Linked DNA regions of Homo sapiens: region 1 is linked to region 2. A link is an interaction called in ENCODE POLR2A ChIA-PET data of the cell type or tissue named here. Cell type or tissue: OCI-LY7. All regions are shown on one strand. Links, peaks and the distances in the headings refer to the core of each region. The heading gives the core; the rest is flanking DNA.

Region 1 (16,451 bases), core at 5,246-13,245, 120 kb after region 2:
CCATGTGTGGCTAGACAATGGAAATAGTTCCGTGCTTCAACATGTTCCCCAAACACATTCCACAGGAGAGCGCATCCGAGCATCAATTCTTGTAAGACAACTGGGAAATGAAGTCATAATTTGAGCTGAAGCAAGGAAGATTATTAAATATATTTTCCATGTGCTTTGAAAATATATGCAAAGTAAAGCAATCAGTGCTTGCCACTTTGTTTGTATTCTAAAAGAAAGCTAGTTAAGGTTTTTCATCAAACTGTATTCTTCTTTAGGCTTATAAAGTACCATGAAGAGGAGGTAAAGAGAGAGTGGATATTTCAGTGGCTAAACCCAAAGTTTTTTAGCATTTAGACTATGGCACCCTCTAGAAAAGCAATTTAAAATGTGAAAAAAGAGAGGTCAGTTAAAAAATAGATTAGATAGATAGGTAGATAGATGGATAACAGGTAGGTAGACAGATGATTGATAAAGAGATAGGCAGATCATAGATAGATAGATAGATAGATAGATAGATAGATAGATAGATAGATAGATAGATAGCATGAAGATGGTTGAGGTGACTACACCCTATGCTTCCTTCTGAAGTTTCGGGAATAATTGTTCATTTTCCAAGTGACTGCTCAATACAACATTGCTCTGTTAGGTAATTTAATGACTGGTGTAAGTACAAAAAACATTGCCATCTGCTTTGTTTCTTTTGGCCTTAATTATAATGTTATCTTCTTTTCAGAGGCTATATTGTGAAACACTTATTATTCACCATTATTTCTGGCAGTGATTATAATTTATGACCAACAGTGCAGCACTGAATAATGTCTTGATTGATTGACTGATTAATGTAGATTTTGTAGGTGATAAGGGACAAAAAGCCTGAGAAGATTTTCTGGAAATGTAAAAGTAATTTTATTTTCTACTATGTTTGATGCCCAAAGATCACTGTACTGATAATTTTAGTGAATAAAGTGTCAACTATAACAAGGAGCTTGTTTATTCTATCAACCATGTGATTTCAAAACTGGAGCTTGCTTTCACTTTTGAAATTTTCCATAAGCTAAATCTAATCCTCTATATTTACAACGAAATTAATTTTCTGAGTTATTTATTTTAGGATAACTCTGATCTTTTTCTTTTCTTTTTCTTTTTTTTTTTTTTTTTTTAAGATGGAGTTTCACTCTTGTTGCCCAGACTGGAGTGCAGTGGCGCGATCTTGGCTCACTGCAACCTCTGCCTCCCAGGTTCAAGCGATTCTCCTGCCTCAGCCTCCCAAGAAGCAGGGATTACAGGCATGGGCCACCACGCCCAGCTAATTTTTTTTTTGTATTTTTAGTAGAGGCGAGGTTTCGCCATGTTGGCCAGGCTGGTTTCCAACCCCTGACCACAGGTGATCCGCCCGCCTCGGCCTCCCAAAGTGCTGGGATTACAGGCGTGAGCCACCGTGCCCGGCAACCCTGATCTTTTTCAAACTGCAATTTAAAATTTACTGATCACACAGAACTGAATTGATTTTTAATTGTCATTCTGAAGAAGTAATTAAACTTTAATTACTACTTCTGAAAGAGAGGGTTTTTACTAGGACTTTTTCTGACAGGACAATAATTTCATTTTTTGCAATTTTTATTTATAATTGGCAAATAATGATTACATATGTTTATGGGGTACAATGTGATGCTATGTGTATATATTGTTGAATGATTAGATCAAACTAGTTATCATATCCATCACCTCACACACTAATCATTATTTTGTAGTGAGAACACTTAAAATCTGCACTGTTAGCAATTTTGAAATATATATTATTATTAATTATGGTCACCATGCTGTGCAATAGATCTCAAAAATTATTCCTCCTGTCTAACTGAAACTTTGTACCTTTTGATTAACATCTCTGTCTCAGCCTCTGGTAACCACCATTCTACTCTCTACTTCTGTAAGTTTGATTTTTTTAGATTCCACATATAAGTGAAATCATAACAGTATTTACTTATCTTTCTCTACCTGGCTCATTTCACTTAGCGTAACTTCCTCCAAGTTCATTCATGTTGTTGCAAATGACAGAATTTGCTTCTTTTTTTTAAGGCTGAACAGTGTATATATACATACAAAACATTTCTTTATCCATTCATTAACTGATGAATGGAGATAAATATATATAAAACATTTCTTCATCCATTGATTAACTGATGGACACTTAGGTTGGTTCCATATCTTGCCTGTTGTGAATAATACTTCAAGAACATAGGAGAGTGGATATTTCTTTAACAGTTGATTTCAAATCCTTTGGATATGAACATGGAAATGAGATTGGTGAATTCTAGGGTAATTCTATTTTCAGTTCTTTGAGGCATATCTATACTGTTTTCCCTAATTGGCTATACTAGTTTATATTCCTGCCAACTGTGTACAGGGGTTCCCTTTACTCCACATTCTCGCCAACGTTCGTTATCTTTTGTCTTTTTGATGATAGCCATTCTAACAGGTATGAGCTGATATCTCACTGTTGTTTTAATTTTAATTTCTCTGACAATTAGTGATATTGAGCATTTTTTCATAAACTGGTTGACCATTTGTATATCTACTTTCAAGAAATGTCTATTTAAATTCTTTACCCATTTTTTTAAAAAATTCGATTCTTTGTTTTCTGCTATAAGATTGTTTGAGTTCCTTATATATTTTGGATATTCACTCCTTATCAGATGTGTGGTTTGCAAATATTTTCTCTCGCTCTGGGTTGTCTCTTCAGCACAGAAATGGACAGTCGCACGTTACCACCTGTATGATCATTATTTTAAACACAAGCAGGAAAAGCTTTTGGGTTCCAAAGTTTCAGTCATTATGATTGAAAAACTGCCAAACTGGTAGTGAAACATTTATTGGATTGGGGATTAAGCTATTCATTCTTTTCGCATTAAAACAATGATGTAGTTTTATTCGTAAATCTATAAAGTTAAGTGCACAGTCATCACTTTTAGTACGTTCTGATTCATTGAAATCCTGTAAAATTTTATGGAAAAATCTGTGTAAACAAGCTTTAAATAAGGCAATATTCCAATACCAAAACTCGGGATTTAGGCATAGGTGCTATATTTACAATTCTTAAGTAATTTTCATGTATTTCACATATTTTTAAAACTCATGTTACAAAATAGCCTAATTCTCTTTACTTTCTGTGTATGAGGGAGGAATTAACATTTTGTAATATAAACCTCCCAAAAGTTATTCAGAATATTTCTAAAATAAACTGTTTTAGATTCTTGGAGAAATTCTGTGATGTCAAAATCTCTTTCCTTTTTTTAAACAATAAAAAACATTGTGGCTTTGTTTTTTTAATTGATAAATAATAATTATATACATTTATGGGGTGCATTTATGGGGTGCAATGTATACATATATCAAATTTTACCCCATATTGTACATTGGGTACAATCTGTACCCTCATAATACAAATTGTACCCCAATGTACAATATGGGGAGCAATTTGATACATGTATACATTGTGGAAGGAGTAAATCCGACTAATATATCCATTACCTCACGTACTTATCATTTCTTTGTGGTACAAACATTTCAAATTCATTCTCTTAGCAATTTTGAACTATACGTTATTATTAACTCTAGTCACCTAATGTTTAATGGATCACCAGGAATTATTCCTCTTGTCTAATGGAAACTTTGTACCCTTTGACCATCATCTCCCCTTTTACCTCCCACCCTCTCCCAACGTCTGGTAGCTACCATTCTACTTCCTACCTCTACGAGTTCGAATTTTTAGATTCCACATATAAATGAGATCATGTAATATTTGTCCTTCTGTGCCTGGCTTATTTTACTTAGTATAATGGCTTCATTTTTTTAAAATGTTTAAACCAAAGGTTTCAATACATAAATCTAGACACAAACAAGTACTGTGTGATTCCATTTTTTATAAAGTTCAAGAACAAGCAAAGTTGATCAAAGACAAGAGACAAGAAACTTTCAGTAGTGTTGGACATATTCTTTAATCTTTGTGGAGGCCACACAGGGATATAGATGTGAAGAAATTCACTAAGCTATGCAGTCAGTATTAGAGCCCCTGGATGTACATGTGTTATGCAGTAATGAAGGGCACACACACACTCATTCATTCACACACAGCAAAAGCAATCTATGAAGTGACAACACGACACAGTGAACACTGTTTTCATGGTAAAGTTGCAATAAGACAAATTACATTATTTTTACAGTATAAACAATTATATTCAATTAAATGCACGAAGTGTGCTAGAATATATTGGATAATTCGGAACGAATACCTATACTGCAGGTGCTGAAGCCAAGAGAGAAACATCCCCATTGAAGTATTGTAAGAATTCTGTCCCCCCTGCCAGTTGCTATGAGATATCACTGAAATATGGTAGTGTTTTCTAAAATCTACTGCATGAGGATAGGACAAACATGCTTTCAGTGAAATGATAAAACGCTACCAGAACTAAAAGAAACAAAAGTGGTCAGGTGCAGTGGCTCATGCTTGTAATCCCAGCACTTTGGGAGGCCAAGGCAGAAAGATCGCTTGAGCTCAGGAGTTCAAGACCAGCCTGGGCAAAATAGTAAGACCTCTGTCTCTATTAAAAAAAAAGTTAAAAATAACAACAAAAAATTAGCTGGGCATGGTGGTGTGTGCCTGTAGTCCCAGCTACCAGGAGGCTAAGGTGGGAAGATGGCTTGCCCCAGCAGGTTGAGGCTGCAGTGAGCCAAGATCATGCCACCCCATTCCAGCCTGGACAACACAGTCCCTGTCTCAAAAAAATCAAAAAAGAAGAAGAAGAAAAAGTATTTTAAACCTGTCATTAAGAAGAAAAAAGATGTAATTACACACTTAGGGAGGCCAGAGTGGGCAGATTGCTTGATCCCAGGAGTTTGAAACCAGCCTGGGTGGGCCGGGCATGGTGGCTCACGCCTGTAATTCTAGCACTTTTGGTAGGCCGAGGTGGGCAGATTGCCTGAGCTCAGGAGTTCGAGACCAACCTGGGCAACACGGCGAAACCCTGTCTCTACTAAAAATAGAAAAATTAGCCAGGCGTGGTGGCGTGAGCCTGTAGTCCCAGCTACTCGGGAGGCTGAGGCAGTGGAATCACTTGAACCTGGGAGGCGGAGGTTGTAGTGAGCTGAGATTAGGCCACTACACTCCAGCCTGCGCTGGGCAACAGAGCGAGACTCCATCTCCAAAAAAAAAAAAAAAAAGGAAAAAAGAAACCAGCCTGGGCAACATGGCAAAACTCCATCTCTACAGAAAAATACAAAAAAAAATTAGCAAGGCATGGTGGTGTGCACCTGTAGTCCCAGCTACTCAGAGGCTGAGAAGAAAACAGATTATCTACCGTAATAAAGCAAGAAACCCAATCCCTAAACAATACTGTGCCCCATAGAGTAAAGCCGTTTCATTTCTCTTTTAGTACTTTTTCTACCCTAACAAAGAAAATTGTGGCTAAAAGTTAAAACAAAAACAGTATCTTTTTGCTAGTTTCATGATATATCTTGTATGTATGTATGGGTGAATATTCTTATATTATTATTTTTGGTTCATGTAAAGTAATTTTTCCAAGTGAATATCTAAGACCAATGCTTCTGAAACTTTAATAGTCATACAAATCACCTGAGGATTTTGTTAAAACTAATATTCATCTCCAGGAGTTCAGGGGTTAGGCTAAGATTCTGAGTTTCCAATAAGTACCCAGGTGATAGTAATGCTACTGGCCTACACACTACTCTTTGAGTAATAAGGTCTTAGATTAAAGTGGACTTGGGCCCACTAACATTGATTAGCTTATGACAGGAAGACAAAAAACAAAAACAAAGGAACAAACAAAAACATAGAAGGTAAAATGTTAAAATCAAGGCACAAAGTATTGCTGTATGGAAAGTGTCTGAATTTTCAATATATTCAGCCCTGGAGGAAGAGCTTCCCACTACCACTTATTTACTGTTTCTGTTCTAAACTGGCTATAATAGCCCTTCAATTATAGAGCTGTTTCAGTAATAGCATCTGCTTCATTATAACAGCAGTTTTATTAAACTAATAGTTGTTAGCATGAAGACACCATTACAGTAAATTACATTTATAATTATGGCTCTAAATATACTCAGGTTGCATACAATTATTAAAAATTTCCACCCTAATCATTTACCTTTCCTGAAGCTTTCCTCCTATCACATAGATGCTGTGAGCGTGTGTTAGTGTATGCAGGCTTTTCTATGAGGCTGCTTTCCTATATCCCATACAATTATTCAAACTGATGCCTGGTGTATCTAGAAATTTGTATTCCTAGCTCAGAGAGCAGCTAATTAGAACCTCCTTCCCAATCTCTACTTCCCACAATCTGGGTCATTTCCTTGTTTAGTGCCTTGATCAGAAATAATTTATTGTCTGGTTGTGCATGGCTTTGAGGGAGGCACAATATAAAGAAAAGTTCATATAAGAAATGTGCACATTTAACATCAATGCATAACAAACACCCCAAAGCATAGTGGCTTCAGCTAAAAACTGTCTATCATTGCATTTGGGACAGCTGGGAGTGCTTATCTAGATTTGGCTCAGCTGGGCAGGTTAGTTAAGGTGGCTCTGTTACACAGTGTCTTTATTAGTCTGTTCTCATGCTGCTAATAAAGACATACCCAAGAATGGGTAATTTATAAAGGAAAAAGGTTTAATGGATTCTACATGGCTGGGGAGGCCTCACACTCATGGCAGAAGGCAAAGGAAGAGCAAAGTCACATCTTACATGGCAACAGGCAAGGGGGCGTAAGGAGGGGAACTTCCCATTGTAAAACCATCAGCTCTTGTGAGACTTGTTCACTAACATGAAAATGGCACAGGAAAGACCCTCCCCCCTGATTCAGTTACTTCCCATCAAGCCCCTCCCACAACACGTGGGAATTATGGGAGCTACAATTCTAGAAAGACTTGGTCTGGGACACAGCCAAACCGTATCATCATCTCACATGTCCCCTCTGAGCCCAGGTCCTCCTGGCAGTGACCCAAGCACATGAGAACACATTCAACCATGACAGCACATTTCAAGCCTCCGCTTCATTGCTTCTGATAATATTACTCTGGCCAAAGCCAGTTACATAGTTAAGCTCAACTTGTGTTAATTTTGCCCACAATGAGGCCAAAGCAAGTCACATGGCCAAGATCAACATAAATGGAGCAGAGAAGTGTCATCTCCTATGGAAGTGAACAGAAATGAGTGATCATTTCAGAACAACAACCTACTCTATCAGAGATAGTTTCCCTTTTATACATGTAAGTACAATAATGTTGAAAGTCTCTGAGTTTATTTTCATAACATGCTAAATAGCCACAGTCTTATTTAGCCAAATTACAAACATTGGAATTGCATGGTTTCTTTTAGAATCTAAGGTTTTTATAGAAAATATAACATCATATATATATATATATATATATATATATATATATATATATATATATGTATTCCATTTTGATGCTATATACTACTAGTCAGTCACCTGTAAGAGTTTTTGACTAAAGTTTTCGGCAAGATAGATATAGTTGAGTCATGGTCAAGGTGAAAAGGGTATTCACTCAACAAGAAAACCATCCATCAAAGATTTCCTATGTGCCCTTTGTTACGGCTGTGCAGCTAAGTACAACACAGTTCCAGGCTTTACAGTTCTTAGAGTGTTTACAGACAAATAAGTAAGATGCTCAATATGAGGTGGTAGGTCCTGTGTACTGGGTGTATGCCAGATTTCACAAGGAGTGAGTTTAACCACTGGACAGCAGAGTGGGTGCTAGAGCTGACTCTTGAAGGATCAGAAAAAATTCACCACAATAGAGGGGTTGGGCGTTCCACATATAGAGATGACATTGGGCTGCATTCGGGGAGCCCACAAGTAATGGCATAGAAGTGTTTGTGTCTGATATCCCCTTCCAGACATCCCACAACCTAAAGAGCTAGACACTGAGGGGGCCTGCATGGTGAGCCTAGAGCCAACTCAAGATGCAGGAACAAAACAGAATTTATTGGAACATAGAAAGATATGAAACAACAGTAGTTGCTCTGAGAGGCGTCGTCTACATTTGAAATTGCTGGGTGTTGTGCTGAACCCTTATTAACCCCAATAAGGAAGGCACAAGATTCAAGAAGCCAAAGAAGAGACCCAGAGGCAACAAATGAGACATGGGGTTTTATTAAGGCTCACATACAGGGGAGAGAGGCCAGTGGTGGTGAGCTAAATATGATAACCTCATAGCCCAGTGGCAGTGGGCTGGGCGGGAAAACAGCAACTGCTAGCAATCAGCATGCACTTTATATAGCATTTCCACTTAACACCCTCCCCCAGTGACCTCCACCTGGCAACCTTCATATTGTAACCTAAAACTCTGGGCCTCAATCCCCTGTACGGCCTGTGTTCCACAGGACTGAATAGGATGGGACCGGGGCTCAGATGTTCCTCATGGACAAGGAATGAATCTCTGGATTGGCTACTCCTGGATTCCCTAGTTCAGAACATACATTCAGGTGCTATACAAGGTCATTCTAAGGTTATGCTTAAGTTATTGCTGTCAGGTATGTTTATCCTACACCAGGTTGATAAGACAATGATGTCATCAGTCAGAGCCACATAAACTTGACAGCCATTAAAAGTTTATCTTCCTGGCTAGGCGTGGTGGCTCACACCTGTAATCCTAGCACTTTGGGAGGCTGAGGCAGGTGGATCATGAGATCAAGAGATCAAGACCATCCTGGCCAACATGGTGAAACCCCGTCTCTACTAAAAATACAAAATTTAGCTGGGCTTGGTGGCATGCGCCTGTAGTCCCAGCTACTCAGGAGGCTGAGGCAGGAGAATCGCTTGAACCCAGGAGGCGGAGGTTGCAGTGAGCCAAGATCGCACCACTGCACACCAGCCTGGTGACAGAGGGAGACTCTGTCTCAAAAAAAAAAAAATTATCCTATTTTATTTGTTTTTAAGATAGGTTCTCGCTCTGTCACCCAGGCTGGAGTGCAGTAGCAATATCATAACTTACTTGTCTTCATTGACTAATGAATCCCAACATGCTGAGTTTGATTGTCACCTTTTCTCTCCCAGCTTCAGCAATACTATATGTTTAGAATTATAGAATTTTTTCACAGCTCACAAAGGAGCCTCTCAGGGGTGGGATGTAGGATAGGACTGAAGAAAGAAAACCCTACTGGGGAGAAAATATCAAGTGGAGACTGAGTATTCATTTCTACTCTTTGCTAAAGAGTAGTTAATGTACTCACAGTTTATGTTCAGAACATTGTCAGTTTCAGAGAAAGATTTCATTAGTTCATTAGTTTATCTATAAATTTATCCATCCTGTACTTATTGGGCATCTACTACAGCAGCAGTCCCCAGCATTTTTGGCACCAGAGATGGGTTTCATGAAAGACAATTTTTCCATGGACCAGGGCAGCAGGTTGGGAGGGCTGATGGTTTCAGGATGATTCGAGTGCATTAAATTTATTGTGCACTTTATTTTATTATTACATTATAGTCTATAATGAAATACTTATACAACTCACCATAATGTAGAATCAATGGGAACCCTAAGCTTGTTTTCCTGCAACTAGATGGTCCCATCTGGGGGTGATGGAAGACAGTGAAAGATCATCAGGTGTTAGATTCTCATAAGGAGCATGCAAAGTAGATCCCTTGCATGCAAAGTTCCCAGTGGGGTTCTTGCTCCTATAAGAATCTAATGCTGGGGCCAATCTGACAGGAGGCAGAGCTCAGGTGGTGATGGGAGCAAGGGGGAGCGGCTGTAAATACAGATGAAGCTTCACTTGCTTGCCTGCTGCTCACCTCCTGCTGTGCAGCCTGGTTCTTAGCAGGCCACAGACTGATAGCGGTCCATGGCTCAGGGGTTGGGGACTCCTGTACTACAGCATGCCAGACAAAATGCCCACTGAGGTTGGAAATGAAGCGAAAACAGACACACTCCTTGCTTTCTCGGTAGCTTACAGACTGGAGAGTAAGAAGGGCATTCCTACAGTGGTGAATACTATAGAGGAGTAGTAGACAACGTGTGTGAGTGCATTTAGTATGGAGCTGGGAGACATTTATGGGAGGAAAGATAAGGAAAAACTTCTCCGATGAAGGGACTTTAATCTGACATCAGAAAGAAGAGTAGTAGCAAACTAGGTAAACAAGGATGGGGATGAGGAAGTAGGAGGTACAAAATACAAAACGAAACAAAGCACAGAATATCTCCCAGAACAAAGCCCTCTTCATCCTGCCTGCTCTCTCTCCCCCATAGTGATTGACAGTTTGAGGAAGGGGGTTATTCTTAGGGATCAGAATATTTTTGTATAACTGCTTCCATTTTGTATAATTGCCTAGTTTCCCAGGGTAAATAAAGGCAGGAGACACATTCAGGGCCAAATACAGAACTCTATATTCTTACTTGAGAAACACACCAAAATGATATGCAAATATTACTATGTAGTATTTATGTCTTCCTTCTCTCCCCAAAATTCCCATGTGAAAATAAATTTTCTATGACCTATATACTGTCATTTTGCTTAATCATTTTAAGGCAATATGAGGACATCATGTATTAAATCCTGGAGAATTCTTAGTTTTCAGATTTCTTGTTGGATATTTCCTGATCAATAATGTGCAAAGGGAGATGATATTTGGGCCAGAACCATCAGTTTAAGCGTCTCTATATTATAAGAAATTCTGACTCAGGCTACTTAATGTAGTTTCTTTTTTAAAGCATGAATGCTTTAAAGTTCATGTTTTAGTCAAGAAGGAATTGCATTTTCTCAAACCTGGCAGGCCCAGAAAAAAGCTACTTAGAAAATCACACTTAGGTGACAGAATGATAAGAAAAGTCCCTTTAGGGGCCATTAGCACTTTGCCTGAAGAAAAACTGTTAGTGGTTCTTCCTAGCTTTTTAACTTACAGAAGCAGCACTGTTGGAAAGCTCTTGGTAAAAACAACAGAAGTAAAGCAGTTTATTTTGGAATCTCATGTTAGGAATTCCAGAATATCCCATTGGTTAATTTTAAGTTAGAGTCCTTATTATTGCAATTTCCATCATAATAGACATATTATATTTGTAATAGGTGGTGGGACAAAGACTAGAGTTTGGATATATCATAGAAATCTATATACCAAACTTTCATTAACTATTTTGCCAGTTAACCATGGCCAACTGATTTTTTTTTCTTTGTTCACCTCCTCCATAAAGTTAGATCTAAGATTCAAGTAACAACCTATGCACCTTTTTCTAACAGTACTTTATTAAAGTACAATTTACCTTTAGTAAAATGCACAAATGTTAAATGTACATCACACAGAACTTTAACAAATATACAAACTCATCTAACATCCAGATCAAGATATGGAATGTCACCCCAAAAATTCCATGTTGCCCTATTTTAGCTAACCACTCCACGACTAAAGGCAACTGCTATCCAATTTCTGTGGGTATAAATAACTTTTATTTCTTTTCAACTTCATATCAGTAGGACCATACAGTATGTAGTCTTTGGGGTCTGGCTTCTTTTACTCAAAATCTGTGCATTTTGAGGATTTCTGAAATATTAAGGATAGCCCAGGGCTTCTGCAAATGTCAGATGGACATACAACTCAATTTATATAAACACTGTGGGAAGTAAGCTAATATTTGTTAACCTGAAAGTTTCTGATTATCATGAAATGTCCCTAGGCAGGGACTATGTTGTTAGCTACACAATATCTAAGAAAACTATCCTAAGACAAATTAAATATAGAAATAAAATCACAGGCAATAGCAGATATATCTAAGCTTCTTATAGATAAGCTCATCCCAAGTACTCTTGAGGTGCAAAAAGAAAAGGCTAATTATAAATTATTCTTATCCATTTATTGAGGCTGTTCCCTTAAGGGCTAATTCTAGGTAATGCTTCATTAACCTTGTATCAGTTACTTGTTCTTGAATTTCAAAAATTCATTTTTTCCATAATTTTTATTAATTCAGTGAGGCCCTCCTTCTCATTTGTACAAATTAGTAAGATGTCAACCTACATGTGGAGTTCTGGAGATTCATCTTAAGACTTATAAAAGGGAAAAAAAAAAAAGAATAAGTAAAGGTATTGAGGGCCTACTACGTGCTGATGGCCAAGGTACTTTCACCTACATTAACAAATCAAATCATTTCAATAGGCCCTGTAGGGTGGCTCATGTCTGTAATCCCAGCACTTTGAGATGCTCAGGTGGGTGGATGGCTTGAGCCCAGGAGTTCAAGAACAGCCTGGGCAACATGGAGAAAACCAGTCTCTATAAAAAGTAGCAAAAATTAGCTGGGTGTGGTGGTGTGTGCCTTCCTCCCAGTTACTTGGGAGGCTGAGGTGGGAGAATCACTTAAGCTCAGGAAGTTGAGGCTGCAGTGAATTGTGATGGAGTGAGACTGCCTAAAAAAAATCCTTTCAATAAATTATGATTCACAGAATCCAATACATCCAATGATCCAATGGAATGCTAGTTCAAATACATTGGTACTTAAGCATGGACTGCATTCTAAAAGTTCACCTCTAACTCAGCTATTTTATCATAGAAACACAGATATATAACTAAACACCACTTTTTCAAGAAAAGGTAAAATTGTGAATTGCATTTCAACCACACAGAAACCAAACAAAGTTCGGGAGTGCAAACTATATTCTCCTTCTTTCTTAACATCAGATTTTTCCATTGTAGCAAATGTGATTAGGCAGGGCCTTGACTAAATCACTAGAACAGTGAGTGCTGACACTAAAGCTGGAAGCTAAAAATGCCTCCAGAAGATTGTCCTTGAGAGCCAAGAGTCACCTTCTCCTGTGATAGGCAGTCTGCTACTATCCCCATGCACCCTAAAGCTGGTATGCAAGGACTCTCTAATCCTGTGGTATGAAAATTCAGTCGCCTCACCTCAAGGCTAGACAGATACAGAGATGCAATGTAGGATCTGGAGCTCCCCTTGGATTGAACACACATCTTGCTTCCCTTCTTCCCTTACAAGCGTTTCCTGAGAGCCCTTCTTCAATAAATCATTTTCTAAGAATCTCTGTTACCTCCCCATCTCAGGCTCTGCTTCTAGGGGAAACCAATTTAATACACCCATTTTATCTATGACATCATCCTCATTCTGGCCTGTGGTTACGCTAACAATTTATCTTCTCCTGGAGTCCACTAAGAAGGACAAAAGCCATTCAGAATAGACCAATAAAATTCAAAGCCTAGTCTTCTTCCAGCACCCTATGATCTACACTTTCTCCCCAACTGACACACGTGGTCAAGCAGAATGCAACGCCCTTTTCTTGGAACCCAGAAAAGACAAATTAAGGAAAATGAGTTTGGAACAATGAAACAGTCTCCTGTGCAAATAAAGCAGACACTACCATTTTAAGTATGAATAATTGGAAAACAAGGCATTGAATAGTCTTAATTACAATAAGTATACGAAGCTTGCATTAGTCTTAATTACAATAAATATAAGAAGTTTTAAAACTAAGTGTTCTAAGCCACAAAAAAGTAAAATATGTCCTTGTTTGTACATTATTTCAAACATAGGAGGATAATTAAGATAAGAATGTGAAATAAAGGCTTATCTTTATTTAAGACTAATTTGTTGAGGCAAGAAAGTTGGTGGGGTGGGATGAGGCCCCTGCTTCTCAAATAAGGAAATCTTAAATTAAATCAATGCCAGTCAATTGCTGGGACATTTTAGTCAAACTGGGTGTAATGTGCTGGTTAAGCTATCAAATAAAATGTTGGCCATAGAGCATGATTCGTGGTCCTCAATGGAATCGGCAGTTGAGGATGAGATTGCTGTAGATGCTCATCATCCTCTACAGAAGTGATGAACTGAGAGCTTGTATCTTTGAAAGGGTCATATAATCCTTGGACAAAGGGGGTAGTAGGCCTGTTATCCCTGCTGCCTTTATTCATCCACCCATCTAAACAACCCTCCCCTCAGTGTTTACTGAATGCCAACTCTGTGCCAGGAACTAGTCTAGACACTAGGGATATAGTAGAAAGAGAATGTATACGGCTCAGGAAGTTGTGATTTAGTGAGGATTCAAAAGAAAGATTAGCAAGTCTTTGGAGCAAAAATTAGAGTCAAGAGGAAGTTTTGCAAATGATCCTGATCATAACAAATATGTGTGTGTGTGTGTGTGTGTGTGTGTGTGTATGGAGAGAGACGACAACAAATATATATATATTTGGCTCTCTCTCTCTCTCTCTCTCTCTCTCTCTCTATATATATATATATATATATATATGGAGAGAGACAACACCTCCAAAGAAAAGAGAAAAAAAGGAAAGCACATGACCGTGAACGAATCTAGCAGTATGAGAATTTGATTGAAAGTCTCAGGGAAGACCTGAGATATAGTGAATAGTTGGCCACAGATATGGTGTTAGTAGCAGACATCAGTTGGGTTACTGAACAACACTTTTAAACCCACTAAAAGGGGACAAATGGAATTTACTCAGAGCTTAGTATATTAAGGTTACTCAGATCATTGCGCATTGGGAGGGAAGAAGATGCTTGTGCATTGTCAGAGTTGAAAACTAGAGACTGTGTGCCTGAGAAATGCCCAGTGAGACACAGAGGAAGCAACTCCACGGATGCAGAAACCATGCCACCCAGAGGCCTGCATGGGGAGCGTGTGTTGTATGGAATCAACTGGGCGGAGTTAATACGTGAAATTTCACATTAACTAATTAATTAATTGGTTAATCAACTGATTGATTTTAAAATACCAAAAAGCTTCCAACAATCATTTCAAAATTTGATATATATGTTGAAAAATACAGCAACAAAACAAAGTATAAAATACAAACAAAATCTTAATTTATTTCAATGCTATGTATTAAAAGCCTTCATATCCAAAAAATAGCAAGATTGTTATTAAATACATTTACATACTCTAGTCAAAACTATAATATTCTATAAACTAACATTAGAGAAGATGCTTGAAGAAAAATAAACATTTAAAATACACCCATATGGCTTTAGGAATTCAGAAAATTCAATAAATCATGAAAAAAATGAACCTCCTGGGTTTTGTTTTGTTTTTTCCTTTGAGGGAGGGGAGGGGAACACTATGAGTTTTCTCTTTCTTTTTATTTTTTCAGTTTCTTTCTACAGGATACCTAAGCCTAGGTCAATTGTTTTTAATAACTTCGTTTTGCTAATCGGTCATGGCACTTGTTTCTCTCCTTAAATGCAAATTAGGATGAGAATAACCTTGTAAACGTGTCTTTGTCTTCTCAAGGTCATGTTTGGCCAACAGTATCAGTCAGGGTTTCTTTTTCCTTTTTTAAGCAGGCAGCCATGTTCTGATTAAATATTTATAAGTCTAGTTGAGTAAAGTTAAACGGAGCAGATGAGGCAATTAAGAAGTAAAACCAAGTGTCAAACTGCAGGGTCTCCTTAAATGATGCAAGACCTTGGGATCCTGACACTTTTCATTGACACTCTTTGTAAGCCAGAGTTGTTTTGTTTGTATGAAAAGTGGCAGTGCTGTCTAAGATTTACTGATCCCTGTTTAGAAGTCATCTAAAAATAATATCTGAGTAACTCAAACCCTCTCCATTTTCCCCAGAAATAGTTTTACTGTAGGGGTGAGATGTAGGAGAGGGAGGGAGCGTCTGTGTACTGCCACAGCTGGGAACATTACTGCACCTACTTCCTAGTGCCTTGCAGGCATCTTTGGGACTTGCTAAGAACCTTTGGAGAAGTGTAAGCAGAGGTTAATTGTTCAACCACCTGCTTTTAGAAAGATATAAATTTTATATATGTAAAATAATTTTTAAAATCATGATTAATAGCCTATATCCCTTCAGTTACTTTTACAAAGCCTTCCAATGTCCAGAAGGAAACTGCTGACAGTGACATTTATGGAGAAGGGGGAAAAAAAAAGTAATTTTTCAACTCAAATTGAAGGGCAGTGGATAGAGAGGGGAACATAAATTCATTATAAAATATCTTCTTAACCCATATATATAGCCAAAAAAAAAAAGGAGCTAATTGCAGACCAATTATGGAAAAAACCTGACCTTGGGAGAAAGGCATGCTATTTATTTATAATCAGTATTAAGGATTTAGAAGCATTTTCAAGGTTTGCATTTATTTGGGGTTGAAATGTCATAAATATCTGTCAGCATGGCAATATTCTAGTTAATTTGATTTTGGTGTTGATAAGGCCAAGTTCAAATAATCAATCTCAATTAGGCTGATTAATTTCACACTAAAAAACTGTACTGAGGGGACACAATTTACTTAAACCCTAATTGACCGTGTTGTGCCTTTGGGCACAGAGAGATCTTAAAAAGGAGAAATCAGGGAAATCACTATACACAAACACTGGAAAAACTGACTTAATTTTCTTGTTTTTACCAACAATTGGTTGTGTTGTTGTCAAATGGATAAAGTAGAACTTTAAAGAAAAATCAAC
Region 2 (16,451 bases), core at 3,595-11,594:
TCTCACCTTCCTCATAAAAAATGAAAGAGACAAGCAGGATGATCCCTGGGGACTAAAGGTAATATTTGTATCCATCATGGAGCTATTGGGAGAACTAAATGATATACATCTCTCAAATGGATTTGCCAGCCATAATGTGTGATATAGTAATATCAATTTGTGAGTAAGTTGGGTAGAGTGGAAGGAACTTAGGAATGTATACCAGTTTATTCTGAGAAATTTGTGTTTTGTCTTCTTTGAATGGGAAATGGCTGAAAATTCTTAAATTCCTTCAATGTACCATAAAAAAGTGAAATCCTATATCACTGCCTTTGGATGTGATACATGACCCATAGTAGGTATTTTCGTAGATGAAAGAATTCCTATCTATGGCATTTATCTTATGTGAAAAGTGGCAATTAAGATAGTAACATATTTGCCACTTAACAGATATTTGTTAATGATGAAATAAAGTTTTCCGGAACTCCTGAAATTAATGTCCATAGAGATTTCAAGAAGATGGAATAACCTAACTAATTAGACAGTATGTTTGTTGGTGTTTAAAGGTGAGACAAGACCACTGAGATTAAAAGATCAGAAAATTCTCCTCACACACCTAATACATTTTCTCTATGCCACCTGGTACTTCTGTACTCAAATGCTGCTTGATTTTTATATTTATACCCAAGAATTACTGATTTCAGGTAAGAACAGAGGGCTTGAGAGAAGAATTTGCTCATCACTGCCTGCCATGAATGGGCATAGCTCTGTGAACAGTTATTGTATTTTTTTTTCCTCAGGTATATAGAATACTTTATCAAAACCAAAACTCACTGTTTCTCCAAGTGAGTTCCTTGGAATACTAATAGATGCTATAAAAATGTCATCTAGGTGTGGTGGCTCACATCTGTAATACCAGCACTTTGGAAGGCCGAAGCAGGAGGATTGCTTGAGGCCAGGAGTTTGAGACCCAAAGCCCTATCTCTTAAAAAAAATATAGGTGGATGCAGTGGTGCATGCCTGCCTATACTCCCAGCTACTCAGTATAGGCTGAGGCGGGAGGATTTCTTGAGTCCAGAGTTCAAGGCTGCAGTGAACTGTGATTGCACCACTGCACTCCGGCCTGGGTGACTGGTCAAATAAGTTTGGGAAATGCTAAGGGTTCCTTTATTGCAGGATTTCTCACAGCTTTTGATGTGTTGGACATGGGTTAGTGTCACTTCTTTCTTTTTTCTTTAACTATGGGTCTCTTGGTCACAAGCATCTCATAGGATTAATATAAATGTTCTAAAAGCCATTTATTATGAAGTTAACCACACTTAATAAACTAGAACACCAGTTTATGAGTGATGCTTGTCTTCACAGTAGTGCAGATCCTATTAAAGATGTTTAGAGAACAGGTTCTTAGGTGATCTAAACCAGAAAGGCCTTTTTCATATATCTTGATAATATTAATATAATGTTGAATTTTGTCTTGTATTATATTATGATGTTTTGAATTTTAAAGTTTACTATTTGCATTCTTCCCACCTAATTAATTTTTTTAATTTGAGACCTTATGACAGAAAACCATCAGCATTGCCCACATATTACTCAAAACACAAGAATTTCATTTATTCCCATAGCACCTGGAATCTATGCTGGCATTTAGACAAGCCTAATGCCTAGTGTACCACTAGAGTGAGATTCTCTGTCCACTCTTAACTATTTCTAGAGCCTATTTTTCTATGGTTTCACATCTTATGACTTATATAAAATTGGTACTACTTGGCCTTTGTGGAAGGATTTTAAGTCAAGGTAAACCTTGAATTGAGGTTAGATTAAAAGTGGTAGAACTTACTTAGGGAGCAATAACTTTTAATAGTCATAGTTTCTTTTCGGTTCCTGGTGTGTGTGTGCAGAAAGAAAGAAGTCTGATGATTCTCTGGTTCATGGGAGTTGACTTTTATGCCCTGAAAGTGAGGCTTTGCTTCTGTATCCTCACACTGGGGAACAGCAGTGGTTAAGAGGCTCCACCAGTATTACTCATGTGGTCACAATCAAGTTGCTTAACTTCATGTCTTGCTTTCTTCATCCATAAAATGAAGTTAATAGTACTATTTCTCAGGGTTATTGTGAGGACTAAAGGCCATAACATATATTTCATAATAGGGGATCTGTAAGTTGTAGTTACTGTTATCCTTAAAACTATAGGCCATTAGTGCATATGTTTAATAGGCTTGAAGCTGTGCCATTATTTGACAAGTTAAACTCTTGGTTGCATCATCCATATTCTCAATGTTTTTCTTTAGGTATTTGCATTTGCCATCTATAGTATATAGGCTTCTATCTGGCAAAGTTTTCACTTTTAATGGTATCTTTAACAATATTTTTCAAAAGCTTTGAGCATCACTCATATTTCAAAAATAGTAAGGTCATGTTAAACTTTTAAATTAAATCGTTTCTTCCTAGACTATTTCAAGATTTGTAATACCTGGTTAAAATTGTTTAGCAAACACAATTTTTCTTTCTATGAATGTTAATTAAAAATTAAATTTGACTCTCTTTAGTTGAAATTAGTCATTTTGTATCTGTGCATGAATTACATTTTCCTTGATTCTTATAGTACCTTAGTATAAATAAATTTAGTAAGAGTTTAAAAAGAAGTTTCCTTGGTTGAGGTACATACAAACAATATGGGAAATTGAACACCTATTGACTTTATTATTTTTGCCATAGATAAATCTCTACTGTCGAAAGCAGTAGTTAATGAGACATTTATTTTATTTTATGGGTCTCTGAAACATGCTTCTCTATTAATCAATTTGCTTGCAATTTTGTTTGAAGATTAAAGATTCTTTAGAAGGCATTGTCTACATATTATTACTTATGGATACCAGATGAAAATCTAAATAAAATTAATTTAAGATCTCTTATATTAGTTCTGTCCTACACATATACCAAAGAATGTGGAATGGCTGAATAAGGAAAATTAAATTTTAAGTTTACACAATTTTAAAGTCAATAATGCTTTCAAATAAATTATCTATACATAATATTGAAAAGGAATAGCTCTTAGAATATCTAAAATAAAAATAGATGATTGAGTGGGATATTTCACATGAGTTGGTGGTTTATAAAACTTTGAGAAAGTATGTTAAAGAATAAATTGTGTAAGTAATAGCGAACTAGACTCAGTATTTAATTTTATGCTTAGCTGCTCAAAATTTCATGGTTTGAGTTGAGAATTCTTAAGTCAAATAATTTATTTGAAGGATACTGTAGAGCATTTGAAATACTGTGAAGGTGTGACTAGAAATCTGTTTTTCCCATTTTAAAAAAAAAACAAATTGTTATTCTAGACTATAAAATATAGAAAGTCATAATAGATGGATACTCTTCTCTGTAAATATATTTTCCCCTGATACTTAACTGTACCATGTTATTCTAAATTATTCCTGGTAAATGCTTACAACTCTTCCAAGTGTCTGGAAACTCATCAAGCTTCTTTTAATCATGTCCCTCAAATATTCGGCTTGTAATTTACTAATATTCATGCCCTGTTTAGATTGTAAACAGAGAAACTACAAAGTTGTAACAGAAAAGTAATATATTGAGCTGAATCATGCCTTACTTTTGTAAGTTGAGCTTGTTTCTCTGGCAACAAGATGTTAGATAATAAATCATATATCTAAAACCATATAACTACAGAAGTGGGGAGCTGAAAGTTCAGAAGTATCATCTGACTGTGTTGATGGCATCTTTACCTCAATTAATAAGGTGTGGCAACGTTCACTCAAGGACAGAAATTCAATCTGTGGTGGATCCAAGGGGATTCAAAATATTTCTTTTAATCCAACCAAAACATATTGCTTTAATGGCATTAGTTGGTATTAGTTGCATGTGGCAAAAATTTCATGCACTATTAATCCTAGCACTACACTGCAACACTAGAATTATGTGTCCTTGGCCTTAAATAAATTATTCGGTTGTATGATTGAGAAGAGAAAAACCAATTATTTTAGAGGCCAGTCCTGAATTATTGCCTTAATAAAGGTTCAATTTCAAAAAAATGGGAAGTTGCTCAGTCCAGTTGAAAAACAAGGTGGGAAGAGTAACAGCAAGTGAGTCTTTAATTTTGTCAACATCTGATGCTACTGTTAACACAAAAAGTTGCTTTGAAAAAAATTCAACTAAATAAGTTGCCTTCGTGGTTTAGTAATTCCAGATATACACAATCGTCTGTTTATTTTCCCAAAGATCAAACTGTGTTCATCTATATATTTGCATACGTAACATATTAAAGTTTTCTCATCTAACATGACACTGTAAGCATGGCCATGATTCTAAATATTTTTAATATTTATCAGTTGTATAGCTGAATAATAATGCATTGATTGGAAATCATATTAACTACTTACTATTTACTTTTGAGTAGACAATTTCTGTTTTATTTTTGCTATTATAGGTAAATCTGAAGCAGATATCTCTTCTTCATTTGGCGTTTTTATTCTTTGGTAATGCCTCAAATTGTAATCCTAGCAGTGAGATTACAGATCCAAATAGATCTAATTCAATCCATTATCACAGGTTTCTTCCTCATTTCCTCTTCTTTCATGTATATCTGTTTTTGTATAGTGGCAATTTTGATTCCTTACTGCATTAATGTATTCACTTCTTTGTCATAGTCTACACAAAATAATTCTAGAATAAAAATACTGTTGCTACTAATACAAGTCCACTAGAGAAAATCCAACGTTTCTTTGCAATTATCTTTATTCCTTATTGTATGCTTCACTAAGAATATATACTCCAAGATTATTAAAATTATTTTCTATAGAGTTATATTATTAATTTGCTATACACTTAGATTTATATATTTATAGTTACGTTCAGTTTTAGAGATTAAAATGCTCTATTGCTTTTATCAATTTTACATTTGGAAAGTATAAAATATTCCTTTGCCTCAGCATTCAAAATTATATAAAGAAGAATGCTCAGGGAAGTCACTCTCATCCATATCCTTCCACCCTATTCCTACCCACCTTCTGGTTTTCCTTACCATGTTTCTGTTTACAAAAATAAGGAAACACACACACAAACCCATACCTAGCTACCCAGTCCTCTCATCTCATTTAATAAAAAGTCCATCTTTCCCCAGTGAATTGAGACACCAGTTTTTTCAAAATATATGTAAATTGCCTCAGTCTTTCTTACACAAAATGTAACATTCTATCTATGTGCTTTTATAGGTTGCCTGTTTTACTTAATATAACGTCAATACCTCTTCATATGGGTCATGGGAATCTTTTTCATTCTTTTGTACAGCTGCATATTGCTCCACTATATGGAGGTTCTGTAGTTTTTTCAGTCTTCTGTGAATGAGCATTTAGGTTGTTTCCATTATTTTTTATTATGCATAAGGCTACAATTTTTTTTTTAAATGCCTTCCTTTACATATGCAAAAGTTCAGTTTCAGGATAAATTCCTAGATTTGTTTGTTTTGCTAACATCTTCATAGACTTTTTCTTTGTTTAGATTTTACCATTTTCTACCCCCCTTGCAGTGTATTACAGAATCTTTATTCACACAGTCTCACCACAAAGTGTATTGTTAAGCTTGTTATTTTTGCCACTTTGACAGGAAATGTGATCAATACATTTTAACTTACCTTTTTCTTACCTATGCATGAAACTAAGCCTCCTTTCACATGTTTAAGGACCATGCATGTATATACATACATATATTTCTAAAACATATATAAATATGTATTTATACACACATATATGTCTTAATAAATATATGTCATATGTTTTAATATGTCATAATATATGTCTTAATATACATAAATATGTCTTAGTCACTTTGGACTTCTATAACAAATTATAAATATGTCTTAGTCACTTTGGGCTTCTGTAACAAATTACCATAGACTGGTGGCTGAAATAAAAACATTACCCACAGTTCTGGAGGCTGGGTAGTCCAAGGGCAAGGTGCCAGCAAATCTCATGTCTGCTGAGGGCCCACTTCTTGGTTTGCAGTTGGCTGCATTCTCATTGAGTCCTCACATAGGGGAAAGCAGAGAGAGGGAGAGTTGACTCTCTAGTCTCTTTTTCCAAAGACACTAATCCCATTTTGAGGGCTCCACCCTCATGGCCTAATCACTTCCCAAAGTCCCTACCTCCAACGCCCTATCACGTTGGGGTTTAAGCGTCCATATATGAATTTTGAAGGGAGACAAACATTCACTTAATAGCACAATGCTCATTTGCATAATTTGCACTTTTTTTTTTTCATCTGGTATTTCGTCCTTTTTTTCTCCCCTTGGTTTTTTTGAGCTCTTTATATATCAGGAGAATTAGCTCTCTATCGTACCCTAGAGGTGCAAAAATGTTCTCCCGGTTTATTTTTTCCCTTTTGATTTTGCTTTTGGTGTTTTTTTGTTGCTGTTGTTGATGTTGTTTCTGCCTTGTAAGTTTTTGTTTTTATTTTTATCTAGTCAATTTATCAATATTTTATCTTATTGCTTTTGGCATTTGAGTCACAGTTAGTAAGTCTTTATTCATGCCTAGTTTATAAAGAAAATTCACCTATAGCTTCTTTTTTTTTTTCTAGTATGACTTCGTGATTTTCCATTTAGATCTTGGAGCATCTTGGAGGTTTTTTTTGTTTGTTTGTCATGAGGTATGAACCCAATTTTATTTTTCTAACTTACCGTTCTTTTGTCCCAACACTATTTTTTTCAGACCATCTTTTGCCCTATCCTGGTATCTAGGTGTTCCAATAACATTTATTTAAAAGTCCAATTGTATATCTCTTTTTATTTGCAATCCAGTTGTGCCAACACCACTTATTTAAAAGTCTATCTTTTGTACTACTTATCAAAAAGTCCAACTTTTGTCTAGGTGAGTTAAAATACTTACCTTTTTCATATATAATGTTTCCTTCCATGTGTACCTGGATCTATTTCTGGAATATTTTTTACTATTTCATTGTTCAGTGTGTCTATTAATGCTTACTGAAATACTTTAAATTCAAGTTCTATAAGGGAAAAGTGGATTCTTATTCTAGAATAACAAAACAATTAGAAATTGGCATTTTTTACCAACCCATTATATCAAATATTACTCTCAATACTATTCTCTGCTTTCCAACAACCACCTCCCAAGAAAAAACTATTTTTCCCTAAGACAATTTTTGTTTGTTTCATATATTTTATGTAGGTAGAGAATGCCATTTTCTAGTTTTCAAAACTTTATTTTTTTTACTTTATTTTTTCAAATTCCTAGAAAATGACAAAATCATTACTAGTTAAACAATTAGCAATATCTTGTAGATTTACCCACAAAGTCCCGAAAATAAAAATAAGAAAAAAAACCTTTTGGTTATTCTGCCTTATAAACTTTCATTTTTAGAAATCCATGCCATCATATAAGTTGTTTGTTCTATAATTTCTGAGCTCATTTTATGTAAAAATAACTCCTGTGCATTATTCATGTTGACAGGCCCTTTAAATAGCCATAAAGCCTGTGGGAACAGATTAATGCTGCATCTGCCCTGTGCTTTTTAAGTCTATCATTTTTATGGAATGGAAATCTTGCATAATGTCAGAAGTTTTCTGACATTGTCAACTGCTTGTGGTGGCATAGGGAAGTACCTTAGCTGCACTATGTGGGTGACAATGTCATATTTCCTGATTGGATTTTTATCTGAGGAGGGTGAGAACTGTCAGTTTCACTTCCTCTTAGAAAGATATTTTAAGTTGAATAAGTTTTCCTTTAAGTGACTTGTCACAGGTGGCAACTGTCTGAGCCTGTGTATTCTATTCTTTGTGCCAGAATTTTCTTACCACTGATTACCAGGCACATAATCACTCTTGCCATTTATGACCTTTGGGAAATGAAAATTAAAATGTTATTAGTCCATGTGGGTAGCAGTGGAATTGGTCTGATGTAATGTTTTTAAATTGTTTTTATTTTTTGAAATAAATGATTTTTACATCTACTAAAAAGTAAATTACAACTATTAAAGGTTATCTTATTAAAAAGTATTTCCCCTTCTCCATTTCTTCTGTTCCCTTCCCCTGAGGCAAGGATTCATAGTACTGCAGTTTCTTGTTTTCGTTTCCCAGAAAACCTGTAAATGATGACATGCTATCAAATGCTATTTAAACTTAGCAATTTGTTGCAGAAATTATGCCGTGTCAGCACAAATACAAGTCCTCATTCTTTTTCTAGAGGTTGTAGAGTATTATTTCATTTTATAGATGTGCCATAATTTATGTACTTAGTCATTTGTTAATAGGCATTTTATTGTTTCCGGTTTTTTGCTGCCTCAAACAATGCTTTGATGTGTATATATATGTATATATAAAATATCATCTTTGGGCACAATACAGGTATATTCGAATTTCCTGTTGGTGAAATTGCTAAGTCCAAATATATGTGCATTTTTAATTATGAAATGCATTGCCAAATGGCTCAGCGAAGAGATTATATAAATTAATCAATTACACTTCCACCAACAACAATCAAGATTACCTGTTTCTTCATACTCTTGCCAACACCATGTTTGATTGAATTTTTTTGATCTTTGAAATGTTATAGATGAAAAATTGGGAGCTCTTTATTACTTAAATTTGAATTTCTTCTACTGTGAGTGGAGAGGAAACTTTTCATATTGTGTTGTTTGTATTTCTAACCATATCCTTTGCCCATTTTCCAATATATAGTTCTTCTCACTGTTTCGTAAGATATTTTGATATATTAAGAGCTATCATATACTGGAAATATGATCTCCAGCTTTTAATTTTAATTTGACCTTGTAGAATTATTGCCTTCCAGAATTATGTTTTGTAGTCAAATTTATTAGTCCCTTTTTAAAAACTGTACTTCCAAACAGAGCACCGCTTGGAATAACTATTCTAAAATAATAAAGATTATTTTGTGATTTCTTCCAGTGTTTTTATGATTTTAATTTTTATGGTTGTATCTTTGAGCTATCTGGACCTTATTTTATGACAGTGACAAAGGAATCTTTATTAGTCAGGATTAAAGTAGTCCATGATAACAAACAACTCCCAAATGTCAGTGGAATAACACATCAAAAATACATCTCTTGCTCAAACCATCTGCTGAAGGTCTGCAAAAACATTCCAAGATAGCTATCCTCAGTGATCTAGGGATGTTTCTGTCTTGAGCTCAACCATCTCAGCAAGAGGCCTTGCATTTGCTGTGGCAGGAGAAAACAGCTAGAGAATCAAAGAGGATTCCTCAATGCCTCAGCCTAGAAGTGACATGCATCCCTTCTGCTTATTGACCATGTCCAAGTCACATGGCCCAGCCCAATTCAAGGAGGCTGGGACATACAGATTCCAGTATGCCCAGGGGTGAAAGGAGAACCAGTGATTAGTGAGCTCATAATGTTTACCATAATATCTATTTTATGTTACTCTAGATGGCTGCCAGGTCATCTAACATTACTTATTGCATAACCTATTTTTTTCTCATTGATTTGGAATGCTATCTTGGTTATACACTGAAAGCTTCTGTATCTTTCCATTTTCCCCTGAGATCATTGACTTTTCTATATATTTTTAGACTAGTAATAAAATGTTTTAATTATTGTGGCTTTACAATATATATTACTTGGTATAGTCCTGCTTTATCAAGTTTTATTTACATTTATATTAATTTTCATTTGAATTTCAGAATCAATTTATATTGTTCTCCTAAAAACCATGTGTATTTTTTATTGGTATTTCTTTAAGTGATGAGATTAATGTTATAACACTTTATGTCTTTAGCATACTACTTTTATGCAAGCAGAAAATATGTCTTCATTTATATTCAGGTTGTCTTTTGTATTCCTTAGTAATGTTTTAAGGTCTTTATCATATAGATCTTACAGTTAAAGTTAAGCTTCCGCTGAGTGTTACATCACTTTGATGTTTTAAGTGGAGCTTTTATTTACATTTCTAACCACCTTTTATTAAATAAAAGGAAACTAATTTTTGACATAATATTATGTATCCATGTACTTCACCGAATCTTTTAAAAAATAGTTTCCAGGCCGGGCGTGGTGGCTCATGTCTGTAATCCCAGCACTTTGGGAGGCCGAGGCAGGCGGATCACAAGGTCGGGAGATGGAGACCAGCCTGGCTAACATGGTGAAATCCCGTCCCTACTAAAAATACAAAAAAAAAAAAAAAAATTAGCCAGGCGTGGTGGTGGGCGCCTGTAGTCCTAGCTACTCGGGAGGCTGAGGCAGGAGAATGGAGTGAACCTGGGAGGCGGAGCTTGCAGTCAGCCGAGATCGTGCCACTGCACTCCAGCCTGGGCAACAGAGCAAGACTCCATCTCAAAAAAATAAAAAAAAAATTTAAAAAAAGTTTTCATTTGATTTTTTTCATTTTAACTCATACTCTCTGTAACAATTACAGTGTCACCTCCTTATTTCTAAATTTTATATCTATTTTTGTCTTTGAATTTAAGTTTATGTATTTTGATGACTTGGTAAAATTCTCATCCCTTTGCAGTTGGGCAAAAATTAATCAGTGTTGTATATGATATCATTTTATTAGATTCTAAACTCTTTGTGAGTTAGAACTATTTAATTAAATAAAAATAGTTGACATCTCTTATAGGAAAATCACTGTGTGAAGTCCCAAATGATATAAAAAAAGAAATAAAACATAGTTCTTATGCTCATGATTCTTACCTTTGAAACCCTCCCTCCTCAGCCCCACAAAGCCAGGCACAGTGGCTCATGACTGTAATCCTAAGGCTTTGAGGGGCTGAGGATGGGAGGATTACTTGAGCCCAGGAGTTCAAGGCTTCCATGAGCTATGATCGCACCACAGCACTCCTGTCTGGGTCAATGAAGCAAGACTGTGTCTCAAAAACCAACCAAACAAAAAACAACAGGGAGTGTCCAAAGGCTGTAATACAAGGTCAAATGTAGTAAATGATGTAATTGGGAATCGTAAGAAGTGTTTGGAAATATTAGATTTTAATTTGCCCAGTGGTGCCGTAGGTTGGAATGGAGGGAATGCAGGAAGATGGGCAAGGCTTCACAGAGAAGGAAGCATTTAAGTGATATGTTGATGTTCAGAAACAAGATAGCATGTGAGCAGGGTGTAGTGACACGTACCTGTAGTCCCAGCTACTTGGAAGCCTGAAGCAGGAGGATCACTTGAGCCCAGGAAGTTGAGGCTTCAGTGAGCTCTGATAGTGCCACTGCAAGACAGATTGTGGATTGCAGAAATGGCCATTGCATTCCTCAGGGGAAAATCTATACTCATTTTTAAAGCTTAATTTTTTTCAGCATCTAGAATAGGTGCACCCATGAACATTCAGTATCTTCAGGAGACTAACCATATGGGAATGGTTTACTAGTAACTCATTTGTACTTGAGTATCCATTATATTGGAAACTAGGACCATTTCTTTCTCATTAATTGAGAGTCATGATTTGTCTATAATGTCCTTTATGATGCAGAATTTATCTGATACTTTGAGTTAAATCAGGCTTGCTTTTTGGCTCATAAGTATTTATGTATAGACAGAAATTGTGGCTTTTATCTATTTTTATTAAGTAAAATTGTGACTGATTTTATAGCAATTAAGATGAATTTTTCTTTGCAGACAAATTTTATTGAAGGAATATTGACAATCAACTTTCATTGAAAGCAATGGGTTTTGTGATTTCATGGAATAAATGCTCTGTTCTAAGAGTTAACTGACCTATGTTTTTGTTTCAGGGTTTTGGCTAAATAGCTGCACATCTGTAGCACAAAGCCATTTTTCCTCAGTTTCCTATTGTGTAGAAAAAACATTTGGGATCACAAAATTCCTAGGTTCCTTCCATTCTGAAAATTTTTACACTAATTCCAACTTTGCCTTGAATGTCTAATGATTTGCATTTCTCTATGTAAAGCACATCTCCTGGCACCGAACTGAAAATGAGATTAGAAAACACCTAGTAGAGAGGATAAAAGGTACAAGTCCTAAGCTTATTTTGCATTCCCCTTCTTCCTTTTTTCTCCCCTGAGAAGCAGGATGTCAAGCTCCTTGGAAAACTAATATTTCAAAGGAAATATCAATTTGCAACTGAAGTATGGGATTGAATGATTTCATTGTCTCAAAATGATATGGTGGTGAGGGTAACATTCTATAATTTAAATATTCAAAGTTTTGAAAATGTACAGATTCTTTTAGTAATTCTTCCCCAGAAATACTAGTATTTACTAGTAGTATTTTTTAAAAGCAAGTCTTCTTTGCAAGATATAATCAGTATTGAATCCATAAAACAGAATATTTTGGAAGTATGGCTTTAACACCATGGCATAATTATAGCTGATTATGACCAGAGTTTTGAATTCAAGTAACATTAACACACCACAATTATTGAAGTTGTATGTATCCAGATTAGCAAAATGAGCAATATTTTTCTCTCAACCCTTAATTCCTACATGTTAGTCCTATTTCCTCTGATATTTTCAGGAGTCCTCTTTGCTTTCAGTAGGTATTCAAATGATGACTCTTTCAGTTCTCCATATAGAAGACAGAAATTAGTCTTATTCTCAAGCTCTAACAAACCTTCCCAAAACCCAGTGACATAAAACAATAAACATTTGTTATTGCTAATGAGTTTGCAGGTCAGCTGAGTGGTTCTGGGTTCATGTATGTGTCTGTGGTCAGCTGTGGGTTGATGAAGTGGCTCTGCTGATTTGGGCTGGGGTCTCTCACATGTTTCGAGGTCATCTGGCTCTAGACTAGTCTAGAGTTGTCCCTACTCATCTCCGCGTGTTTTGTTCAGCTCTCCCTTAAAATCAGCACTCTTCTGGTTTCTCCACCCTGGGGATATCCTCACAGTGAAAGCAGAACAGTAAGAGACAGAGTGGAAACACACAAGGCCTCTTGAGGCCTAGACTTGGAACAGGCACTCCATCAATTACGCCACATGCTTTCGCCCAAAGCAAGTCTCAAGGTCAAGCCAGTTTTCCCCCGATTTAGCAGTAGGGAAATAGAAGGAGCTACAGTCATGTTGCAAAAGGATGTGGATACAGGGAAGGTGAAGAATTGTGGCCACTTTTGCAATCAATCTACCCCACTTTCCTTCTGAGAAGCTGGTTGTTTCCAGTGAAATCAAAGCCAGCTGAAACCTGGACAATCAAGTAGCCAAAAACCTTCCCTGTTAGACTTCAGCATATTGAATTTGGCTTGTACCAATTTACAGAGCCAGTTGTTAAACACAGCTATTAAACTACATAAACTTCAATCTAAATACATTATATTGAAAAAAGATGATCATGTTAATACTGTCACTTCCTACTTTTTATTATTATCCATGTTCTCAAAGTTATTTATAATCATTATATCCAAATGGTAGGAATGCTATATAATGATGCTACTGACATCTCTGCCCAAATCTGTGCTCAGTGACACCATGTTGATAGATTGAAATTGGCCATGAGAGTATTTACACAAGATAAATTGACAAACACTACTAATTAGGGCTTTTTTTCTTCCTTTTTTTTTTTGATAGCTGCTTGTTAACATTTACCAGCCCATCATTGCCTGTATGTGTGATGGAGGATTTGAAGGCCCAAGTCAAGTCATTCCTGCATTTTATAGCATGAGTTACAGATTTACTTTATTGACTTTTATGTGTTCTATGGCTTTGATGGAAGAAGGAAAATATGTGGATAGAGTAATTGAAGAAACGAAATTGCTTAAAGCTACATTTTAAAATCAGTAATGACCATAGTGATAAAAGCTGTTTCTCTCTTTCTTTAGTAAACTTTACTGGATGTAATGAAAACAAATTTATTCAACTTACTAGTGTCAGTGTACAAGAATAACCTTAAGGAAAAATGGAAGAACATGCAGGTAATGTTTTAAATTACAGCTTCAGTCATTAAAATATGGCATATGCATTCAGGCAAAAATTGTCTTGTGTTAAGTGTTTTCAACACATAATAATTTCAAGATGAAATTATTGTGAATTGAAAAGCAACAAAAGGAAAGTGAGGTTCACTATCTTCTATCTCCTTGCTAATGGAGGCCAGAACTTATTTAGTTTTGTGAGTCAGATGAGTTGAAATTTGCCTTCCAGTATTCCAAGGCAGCAAAAGGTCATTCCATCTACATAAGAGCCTGTCGAGCAGAGAGCCCTTTTCATAAAGAAAATTCATTGAAGAAGCACTAGAAAATGAATATAATGCAAAGAGTAAGGCTGTTCAAATTCTATTATTCAGTTTTACCAGTATTACAGTAAATTCCCAGAAAAAACAAGAATTATAGTGATTTTATGTGAGGGATCAACTTACCTGGGCTCTTTCTGGCTTTTTAAAATCCGTTTATTGGGGGTATTTTAATGAATTGTTAGAATGTGGTATTGGACAGTGGGAACTTATAATGAATATTTGAGATGTGGTGTTTCAGAGTAGGAAAAATGAGACTGCTAAGTAAGTAAAGAATCAGGATTCTATTTATAAGCCCCTGACAATCCAAAGAAGATTGTTTTAACTTTCAGTGTAACTTCTGAGGCTACACAGCCCATTGCCTCCTGATATTTTAACTGTTACACATAACCAAGGGAGGAAAGCTAGAATGAATCATGTGATACTAAAATGAGACATGCATAGCTTAATTTAACAAATGGATAAATTTGAAAATAAAATTTTTTTTAATGTGAGCAAATAAGAAATCTTTCATACAGAATAGTCCCAAGTAACTTATGTGGTTAATGCACCCTTGATAGGCTGGAAAAAAACTCCCCAGCCTTTAAATCACAGATAACGAGTATCTTCCAAAGAGTACAATATGGAAAAAGGGAAAAAGAGTAACTTTCTCAGTGGAGAAACCTGACAAACACTCTGTATTAGTCCATTTTCACATTGCTGATAAAGACACACCCAAAACTTGGAACAAAAAGAGGTTTAATTGGACTTACAGTTCTACATGGCTGGGGAGGCCTCAGAATTATGCAGGAGGCAAAAGGAACTTCTTACATGGTGGCGGCAAGAGAAAAATGAGGAAGAAGCAAAAGCGGAAACCCCTGATAAACTCGTCAGATCTCTTAAGACTTATTCGCTATCACGAGAATAGCATGGGAAAGACAGGCCCCCATGATTCAGTGATCTTCCCTTGGGTCCCTTCCACAATATGTGGGAATTCTGAGAGATACAAATCAGGTTGAGATTTGGGTGGGGACACAGCCAAACCAAATCACACTCCCTCAGCCGGTGATCAGGTCAACATTTTCAGTATTAAGTCATGTTGCTGGTTTGTAACCTTGGTGTGATGTAATAATGACATTATCTGCTGGTCTTCTTCCCCAGAACCGAAAATTCCAGTCTAATCATGAGAAAATCATCAGACAAATCCAGATTAAGGGATATTTTGCAAAATACCTGAGCAGGATTCCTTAAAACAGTCAAGGTTTTCAAAAACAAGGAAAGTCTGAGAAAACTCGTGGTATAGGGGAACGTAAGAAGGCATGATGAGTAAATGCAATGTGGTATCCTAAATGGGATCCTGGAACAAGGAAAGGACACTAGGTCAAAACTAAGGAAATATGAATAGAATATGGACATTAGTTTTTTAAAAATATCAATATTGGTTGATTGACTGTGACAAATATATCATACTAATGTAAGATATTAACAACAGCAGAAACAGTTTCCCCTGTTGTAGAAGGTATAGATAGGAGTATTCTGTCTATTCTCTTTGCAACTTTTCTGTAAATCTATTTATAGACATCTAAAATAGTTGCTGTAGTAGGGCATGGTGGTGTGAACCTATAGTCCCAGCTAATCATGAAGCTGAGGTGGGAAGATTACCGGGGGCCAGGAGTTCAAGGCTGCAGTACATGAGGATCACACCTGTGAATAGCCACTGCACCACTCCAGCAGCCTGGGCAAGACCCCTTCTTAAAAAAAGGAAAAAAGAAAGAAAAGGAAAGAAAGAAAGAAAAAGGAAAAATGAAATAGGTACTGTAAAACTGTTCTGAATTGGAAGTTTTTTTTAAAAAAAAAAATCAGATTATGGCGACATAAATATTAGACATCCCTTAGCAAATTCTCTGATATTTTAAATCAGATGCATGGGACATACTGTAAATTTGTAGATAGCTGAATGCAACACATATTTAATACAATGATTCTTAACTCTGGATAGCTTTACACCTTTAAGCATATTAGCATTTTTGTCTGAGTAGCTGAAATCACACTGTAAAAAAAGTCAACTGTGTTAGGGTCTATTTCTAGCTGTGCCACTGCCCAGCTGTGGCATCTGAAACAAATTACTTCATCTCACATTCGGCAGCCTTTCTGCCCACGCCACAAATATAGTGCTGTGTGTTCAGGACACTTAAGAAGTCATGTAACAGTAATAATTTTTTTTTATTGCTAATAGCTATGTAATCTTATCAAGGTCTATTTGAATAAAGGGCTCTACAATCCAAAATATAGTTGATTTACTATCAAAT

Evidence for each region. Peaks named below come from ENCODE experiments on the same cell type or tissue, not always from the same donor. Only the 100,000 strongest peaks of a DNase experiment are listed, where the experiment ranks them.
Region 1: POLR2A ChIA-PET joins it to region 2 with 5 read pairs; 2 of 35 experiments call an interaction of 5 or more read pairs at or near these places.

What each region holds. Positions count from the first base shown.
Region 1 is chr20:8,509,252-8,525,702 of GRCh38, forward strand. The region is part of intron 3 of PLCB1 (phospholipase C beta 1); the gene reads left to right. It overlaps LOC124900459 (a long non-coding RNA gene), which reads left to right. Exons shown (of 2, transcript XR_007067518.1): 2 at 1-3,254. Among named protein-coding and RNA genes, the nearest start is that of PLCB1-IT1, 270 kb to the left of the region's middle. In OCI-LY7, for the core only: no CTCF peak of the experiment used is centred there; no DNase peak of the experiment used is centred there.
Region 2 is chr20:8,392,526-8,408,976 of GRCh38, forward strand. The region is part of intron 3 of PLCB1 (phospholipase C beta 1); the gene reads left to right. LOC124900459 (a long non-coding RNA gene) reads left to right here and starts at 7,743. Exons shown (of 2, transcript XR_007067518.1): 1 at 7,743-13,849. In OCI-LY7, for the core only: CTCF peaks have their summits at 6,353 and 6,552; a DNase peak (open chromatin) is centred at 7,686; H3K4me3 peaks cover 2,648 bases; H3K27ac peaks cover 5,852 bases.